Linked DNA regions of Homo sapiens: region 2 is linked to region 1. Evidence: read pairs that join two places in POLR2A ChIA-PET (ENCODE). Cell type or tissue: MCF 10A. All regions are shown on one strand. Links, peaks and the distances in the headings refer to the core of each region. The heading gives the core; the rest is flanking DNA.

Region 1 (4,403 bases), core at 218-4,217:
TTGGTGTTAAAAAAGATCTTAGAAATTAATGACCCCTTCATTTGACGTAAGTTGCCCAAAGTCATACAGGTAGGAAGAACTTGAGCTCAAATTAAAGATTTTAATGTATAGGTTAGTGTTCTTACTATATATGTATCATATATTAATGTATACTATATATATATCATTTTCCTTAACAGTAATCTATATAATTATTATTTAAGATTAAAAAATTTTTGGCTTGTATTCCAAATTTCTGAAACAATATTTCCAAATATAAACCTGACTTAGTGATTGGATTTGATTAGAATAGTAGTCTGCATATAAGGTGATAATATGTCTGTGAATGCAAGAGACTATCTTAGATAACTGCTTGGTTTTCAGATATCATGACAGAATTTATACATGTATGCATGTATAGGTGTTTGCATGTATGCATTTATTTATTTTTAATAGAAAGCAAAGGGTAAAGTAAGCTGTGGTAAATGATATTGACACAGACAAAACCTACTAACTCTACTATTTTTGAAAACCTCAAGAGATGATGGTGATTTTATTTTTAATTTTGATCCTCTAACCTCTGCTGCCTAAATTTATTATGTATATCTGAGCAACATGGGATATTAGGAAGAGTTGCTATAAGAAATATCTTGGGGTACTGAATAATGAATAAAATGTAGAGAAGTAGCAGCTGTTTGCCTAGCTACCTCCTCTCCTAATGAGAGATTTACCCAGGCTGTCTTAATCACATGTTAGTGCTAGTGGATTTGACTGAGGACCATGGCTGTGCCAGTTGAGGCCAGGGGATAGTCTCCAGGCACTTTAATGGTCCGTAATGGACCTTCAATGGCCAGGGCAGCTGGCCTGGCACATAGGGGTGTAGACAGTGGTTGAGGAGGAAGGTTTACTGACTTCATCATGCTTCCCTTTGTCACTGGAGGCTTGTTTTCGTACACTTTTGTCTATTATCATAAATAACTTATGATAATAACTTATGACTCTTTTTCTGTCTTATTTATGTCCTTATGTGATGACTGTCAGTCCTAAATGATGAAGTTTGTAATAATTTGCCCTAACCACCTGGTCAGTTGGAGCAGATTGCTATCTGGTGTTGACTCATTATGCCCCTTTATCTAAACCAACACTTAAATGCTCAGGAAATATATGAATGAGGTGAAGGGGCTGGCAGCAACCTACCTCAGAACCAATGCCTTTGGAGATCTATGCAGGAGGCTGTTTAATGCACAGAGCACTGGCCTTGCTACAGGAGGACTTATGTTCCAGTCTTAAGCTCTGTCACTTTCTGAAATTTGGGAGCAGTCCTTTCTGCTTGATCTTTCATTTCTTTATCACCAAAATGAGAATATTACAATGAAGAATGACTTTAATGTCTTGTCTAGTCTACTGAACCAGACACTTTTAAGGTGAAATGAATAATATATGTGAAAGTAGTTTTATATTTGTAAACTACCATAAAAATGTAAATTTTGTTAGGAATAGAAACTTTGACAATAAGGAAAGTATTGCTGAAGGCACAAAAAGTGTGTATGCTGAAGAAGGGAAATGAAAACAATAAATAAATGCTTCATATATTTGCATGTTTAAGTGATACATTGCCTCTCAATGTTGGGGAAAGTGGTATAATAAAGAAGAATGAGCATGGTTCTTGTGAATAATGGGTGATTCTGCAATCATGTATCATAAAGAGCAGTCCCCCCAACTTTTTTCACATATATGTATTTCCTATGTATGTATAAATAAACTTTAATGCTACCAGGTAGTTCACTAGCCCTCCCATATCTCTGGGGGATACATTCCAAGGTGCCCGGTAGACGTCTGAAACTCGTATGGAACCCACCCTTAAATATACTATACCATGTTGTTTCAATCTGATAATGGAAATGGCTACTGAGTGACTAACAGGCAAGTGGGCTGTACAATATGGACACACTAGACAAAGGGATGATTCATGTCCCGGGTAGGACGGAGTGAGACAGCATGTGATTTCATCACGCCACTCAGAAGGGTGTGTAATTTAAAAGCTGTTTATTTATGAAATTTTTTCGTTTTCTTTTCTTTTCTTTTCTTTTTTTTTTTTGAGATGGAGTTTCGCACTTATTGCTCAGGCTGGAGTGCAGTGGCATGATCTTGGCTCACCGCAACCTCCGCCTCCTGGGTTCAAGCGATTCTCCTGCCTCAGCATCCCAAGTAGCTGGGATTACAGGCACCTGCCTCCACCATGCCCGGCTATTTTTTTGTGTTTTTAGTAGAGGCGGGATTTTGCCATGTTGGCCAGGCTGGTCTTGAACTCCTGACCTCAGGTGACCTGCCGCCTCAGCCTCCCAAAGTGCGGGATTACAGGTGTGAGCCACAGAGCCCTGCTTGAAATTTTTCATTTAATATTTTTGGACCACAGTTGGCCAAGGGCAACTGAAACCACAGAAAGTGAAACTGTGGGTAAGGGGGTCCTACTGTATTTGTATTTCCTCCAGATATTCAATATAGATTATGTGATTATAAAATAAGTTATTAAAGAAATGTAAATGTGTTTTAAGTACTTATATATATCATATATAGAAAGTTGTGTGTATACTTTTTTCCTTTTAAAAATTTTCGTGATAAGCTAGAACATGCTCTTGCCATCTAAGCTGTTCTGCCTGGTTTTTAAGAGCATGATCCTGATGAGGTTTATATCCTTTCATTTATTCTTTCACTCCATGAATCTTTGAGCACCTTACTATGTGCCCATGCTGTGCCAGGTTTTGGGTATGCTGGCAAGTAAGCCAGCAGTGACTTGTCCCAGTGCCTGTGCAGCATTTATAATGTTAATGACTATTAAGGCATGGTAATATTTGCATCGCTGCCCACATCTAGTGATTCACAAGTGAAGCTTGGGGCTTTGTTGGTAACTGACCATATATTTTATAACTGACCATACTCCTGAGATGTGGCAAGTGTCAAAGCTCTGTCTGTCTTACAGTTTGCTGATTCACTTCAGAACTTGCCTAGGATAATTCCAGTCTATCAGTAGTCTTTCCATAGTCTCAAAACTACCCAAACAAGTAAAAGCCTACCGAAAAAGAATTACAAACACATTGCCACAATGATAGTAAAATTCCGCCAAGTGGAATTTCCCAAAACTTGAGTAATCCGAAATGTAAACAAAGTCAGGCAGAGGAGAGAGCACATTTGTTTTCTGGAGGTTTGCTGTCACTAACTCTCCCTCTGGAAGCAGGATCAAGAAGATTGGTGGACAGCCTCTTAGACTACAGTGTATGTCAATGTGCATTTACAACCTGAATATTCACATGCATAATCCCTGGTTGTTTGGCTGCAGAATCCTGTTTGCTCTGACCTGCAGCTGCTTATGAACTGCCTCTCTTGCCTGGACTTTGATCAGCCCTCTCTCTGCTATTGCTTCTGTAGCCCATTGCCCTGTCTAGTGGGCAGCCACAAGAGAGGGAGACCAGTGGCTGGCAGAGTCCTATCAGCCAGGAATGAGGGTGGGCTGTGACCATCACCTAATTGCCCTGGCACCTGCATCCCATAAGGCACTGTTTGGTCATTCATTATGAAGGGGACAACAGTAGTTATTTAAGTACACTCACGGTCTTACCAGGAAATGGGGATTTTGAACTTCTGTCTTAAAAGAGGCCCACATGGCCTCTAGAGTGGGCCTCTAGTGTGAATTAAGGAGAGAAAAGCAATTTTGGAGAAGTGTAAATTTTTCCTAAGCCAAATTAAAGTTACTAGATTACATATACCCAAGGTTCAAAAATAGAAATTTAAAAAACTGTTTTTTGTTAGTTGAGTCACTGATATTTTATGCCCATTTTGTGTTTAAGCAAAAGAATACTTATCAAATGCTGATCTCCACACATAGTATAGAGCATAGTGTTTAAGAGTGCGGACATTGGAACTTGACTGCTTGAGTGGGAATATACATTCCAACATGTTTTTACTACATGATCTGACCACTTTCCTTCAGTTTCCACATATTCAAAATGGGAAAGTACCCATTCCAGATGTAGGTTTTGAGAAATATTGAGTTACAGTGCTTAAATGAGTGCCTGGCACACTAATAAAATTTGTCCATTTTAGTTATTATTGTTAATGAAATTGCCAGTGTTTGCAGAATATCTAATCTCATGCTGTTATCTCTTAAAATCTCTAACTACATTATCTTTTACTTTAAAATAAAACCACCAGAGAATAAATAATAGGATGCCTGAAGTAAATCAGCTCAATATGCTGATTAACAAAGACCACAAGCATCACTTTATAGAATATAATCCAGTGTTTATGAAAACAAGAAGCAAACTTATTCTTTTTTTATGTTAGAGGTTACAGTGACTTATAATAATTTTTTTTTTTTTTTTTTTTTTTGAGACAGAGTTTTACTCTGTCAACCAGACTGGAATGCA
Region 2 (4,403 bases), core at 116-4,115, 91 kb before region 1:
AGGGAAACTGTCTTATAAAACCACCAGATCTCGTGAGAACTCACTTACTATCACAAGAACAGCATGGGGGAAACCACTCCCATGATCCAATCAACCCTCTCCCTCAACACCTGGAGATTACAATTGAAGTTGAGATCTGGGTGGGGACACAGAGCCAAACCATATCAGATGACTTTAAGACAACCCATTCTTTCCTGAGAAAACTGTGGGAGAAGAGTACAAGAGAACTGGAAGCCTATGCAAAAGAAGGAAGGCGACAGAGGGACAAGGGAGGGTCAGTGGGAAGGGGAGATCTGGAAGCAGGGAGTAGCTTTTCCTGCTTTACAAGTATGATTTAATTTGGGAGAGGCCAAAATCCCCTGTCTGGGGCCAGCTGGTGGACCCAGATGGGGCTCATCACTTCCAGCAATAGAGAGGGAGAGAGAGAGGAGAGAGGAGAGAAGTAGGAAGTGGGTGTGGGCTTGAGGGGAAAGATTGGGGGCAGGTGTGAAAGAGTAGTAGAAAAATGGTAAGAAAGAGAGAGGGAGAGAAAGAGGAGAGGAAACAAGAGGAGAGAAAACGAATAAATATGACTCTACAAGAGGTAAATATGTGGCTTAAAGTTAAAGGAAATAAACTGGATGCCAGATGCCTGGGTTCATGTCCCGCCTCAGCTACTTAAGAGCTTGGTGACCATGGTAACATCACTTAATTTTTCCATGCCTCAGTCTCTTAATCTGTCAAATGAAGTAAAGAATACTACCCACATTATATGATCATTTACAGAAACAAATGAGCTAATATATGTACAGTTAGCAAAGGTCTACTATTATTATCACTCAAGTTCCAGGTTTCCATCTAGGATTCAAGAAATAAACAAGAAATGACAACCTGCCTTTGTGAAGATTCAGCAAATGTGTACAGCCTGGGAAATAGTCTGTTCCCTTTTTCACTCCCTTGTTTGCTTTTCCAACTGGGCTTACGGTGTGTATAGTTACAGCCAACTCTGAACATAGCAACCCTAGAAAGACTGCTCAGCGTAGCTGTGCCGAGGTGACTGGGATATACACAGTAGTTGTCATGTGATTTTACTTAAGCCTGATATCTCCCAACATAGACCTAATTTTCCATCTAGGAAATGTTGATATCCTGCCGTTCCATGATAAGGCTAAGTGAGAAGTCTGCAGTCCTCAAATGTAATTTTTCTACATGAGTTATCTTGCTTGCTTTTTTCATTGAGGCAGCCAAAAAAATAAATCCAGCAAAGACCATTTTATTCCCCTCCACTTCACTGTGATGCAAGTTGATAGACCACACTAACCCCTAAGGAGGATCATTTCTGAAATGTGAGAATGCAGGTGTTTTGCTTATTTTCTACATGGGCACTTTTCTCTCTGCCAGCGCCTGTCTCCAGAGATGACAGCACTGCAAAGAAACCGGGAGCTGAAAAACCACAGGTAATGTTTACTGTGTGCATTTATTAAAAGGTGTTAACAACTAATTGCATAGCATCACCCACTTAAACACATTGCAAAGAGTATTATTGCCATGAGTCTGAAAAATGCTTCCCTGGCATAGATTTTTAATAGCTTTTAAAAAGAATATGGTCCTGTAGGAAATGCCAAATTTGTGGCTTCATCCAGTGCATTTGGGAGACAGGATGTGGTTCAGCAGTTATGGGGGTTGCCGTGAGTCATCTATGGAGACAGATGTTTCCATGGTGACCTTCCCCATTCATTCAGTGTGAGGCCTCCATATACTCGTGAGGATTAATGACATGGCATTAACACTGATAATCATAATGAAGAGAGCTGTCTGAGATTGGGGCAACCCAACCCTGACATTTTCAAGGAAATAGGATGGAGGAATTTAACCAATGTGTAGAGGAAGAAAATATTGAACTACAAGGAGAGGAAATCCATTTCTTCTTTTTTTTATAAAATAGTCTTCCTGCCAGAAAAGAGTCAGCTGCTGACAGACTTCTATAGTCTCCCCTCTGAGAATTCTCTTTATATTATGACAGAGTGGGGGTGGAAATAAATAACCCCAAAAATGTTTCACTTTACGTCAAAAGAACCAGGACTAGAGAATAAGGAAAAGGCACAGACTTAAACTCTACTCAGTTGTCTTATTTGTTTGTTTATTTAAATACCTTAAGATGTTCCTTAGGAAATCCTTTTAGGGAAACTCATTTTACTGAGAGACTTGCCTATTCTATAGCTTTATGGCACTACTTTTGTCCCTTCGGGGAAAAAAAACCATTCTTCTCACATTGTGCTGATAGCAACATGTTTTTTTAGCTCACAGAGATGTGGGGCATTGTACGAACTGATAAAGTGAAATGTTAGGAGCCTATGATCTAACTCAGATGCCAGCCCGGGTACAATCGTAGACACAAAAAGAGATTATTACACTTTCCCAGAGCAGGATGCAGATACTCACAGGCTCACAGAGGATTGTGCCTTGTGATTTAGTTAGTTGTTTGCATGGTTATCTCTTTTATTAAATTTCAAGATTCTATAGAGCAGGAACTTCATCTTATTCACCTTTGGCACAGCCAGCTACCCCTAACATACACACATAAAAATATACACAAGCACACATATAAACAAACATACCTACACACACACACCCCTAGCATTTTACTTTACACCCCACACACTGCATTACTACCTACCTCTTAAATGAGTGGATTTCATCAGCAATGTAAAACCTCGAATGAGACAATTAAGCACTTGTATATGAAGTTTTTGAAACTCATAGAGTCAAATTATAATGGTTTTTAAAACTATGTAACACTGTTTTGCTTTTTTAAATGTTTAGACAAGTGGATTTGACACAAATGCAATAAAGCCTGAGAGGCAGTAAATGAAAAAAAATCATGAAAAAAGAAATTAAGAGACTCTAGAGCCACTGGACTATTCGGGTTGATTAAATGATGTCTGCAAAATGCTGATGACTGGACCTATTGTGGCATTTGCTAATCCAGCAAATATTTACTAAGTACCTATTTTAATAGTTACTTGCTCTGTGCCAAGCATTGTCCTAAGTGCTTATGCATATTGACTTATTTAATCTCTCCTAAGAGGTAAACACTATTATGAAAATACCTGTTTTTAGGAAAGTAAACTGAAGTAGGAGTAATTTCAGTGACTTGCCTAAATTCACATAAATAATATGGAGTTGAGTTTTAAGCTGAACCACGCAGGCTGGCTCCAGATCACAAGCTCTTAACTGCTATGTGATAATGCCAACCCCTGGGCTAGAAATGGGAGATATAAAAATAGTCAAATGGTACATACATCTTCTTGGTTTTCATAAAGCTTGGAGTTTTGAAGTGGTAACATGCTTAAAACCACCAGTTGCAATCACAACTGGCAAGTGCCACAAGGGACAAGGAAGGGACTCTAGGAACAGGTTAGTGCAAGTCATTCTAACCTAAAGATTATGAGGCTAGTCATAATAGGAAAAGGTACAGACAGTAAGATAGGTGAGCACCGCTTTCCTATTGACCTTGTTTTCTATTTGTCTTTGATGAGGAGGTATGCATGACTCAGCCAGAGATATTGAAGGAAGGAATCTTTCCAAATGATTCCTCAGGTATGAACTTTGAGGGACATACCTCTGCGGAGCAGAAAGTTAGCATCTGACTAGACAGATGTGATTACCCAGTTGGAAACTCTCAGCATGGACTGTTGGGAGGGACAGTGTTTCCAAGAAGCCAAAAGTGCAGAAAGAACAGCACAGTCAACAGAAGATCCTGATAACCTTTGCTAAGGTTATAGTGCGTGTCATGGGCATGAGAAACTTTGGGGAACCAGGTACCTGCTAAGAAAGTTCCTCTAAAAGTCAGTTTAAATCTCGGTGATTAATTAAACATTTTTATGCCTCATCATAGTAGTTAAGTACTTTCTATGTACCAAACTCTATGGTAAGTCTTGGGAGAAAAAATATTATTATTATTGCTATCCTGATCAAAGTTATGACATGGGAGAGCTGGCATAGGAACCAAAGCCTAACTTATTCCAAAGCCAGTTCTTATGGCAACTGTGGCTTGTGACCAAAATTCTTGCTGGGGTTTGCAAATGAAGCAAGTTAATACCTGTTCATAAGTAGGAACTAGTGACTCATTGGATCTGAGTGGAGAGCTTGACATAGAATCATCCTACAACTCCCAGAAGTAATTTGTCACTTAATGCCACTGATGCCCCAAAGTGTGATAGTCAAATCTATGGGGACACACTAGAAACAAATGTAAGATTTTGTCCCCATTTCAAAGTCTGTATGAATTTCCAGTCTTGGTTGATTAGATTCTTTCATTCAACATTAATTATGGCAGGATATCTAGGGACAGGGCAAAGTAGTAGTCAGGAGAAGAGCTAAAACTGAGGAGAAACACATTTTAAAATGTCAGGGAAATGGAT

The links. Peaks named below come from ENCODE experiments on the same cell type or tissue, not always from the same donor. Only the 100,000 strongest peaks of a DNase experiment are listed, where the experiment ranks them.
Region 2: POLR2A ChIA-PET joins it to region 1 with 5 read pairs; 3 of 35 experiments call an interaction of 5 or more read pairs at or near these places.

What each region holds. Positions count from the first base shown.
Region 1 is chr6:128,506,622-128,511,024 of GRCh38, reverse strand. The region is part of intron 1 of PTPRK (protein tyrosine phosphatase receptor type K); the gene reads left to right. Among named protein-coding and RNA genes, the nearest start is that of PTPRK, 12 kb to the left of the region's middle. In MCF 10A, for the core only: no CTCF peak of the experiment used is centred there; DNase peaks (open chromatin) are centred at 1,954 and 3,114.
Region 2 is chr6:128,597,846-128,602,248 of GRCh38, reverse strand. No RefSeq gene overlaps it. Among named protein-coding and RNA genes, the nearest start is that of PTPRK, 79 kb to the right of the region's middle. In MCF 10A, for the core only: no CTCF peak of the experiment used is centred there; DNase peaks (open chromatin) are centred at 1,668 and 4,058.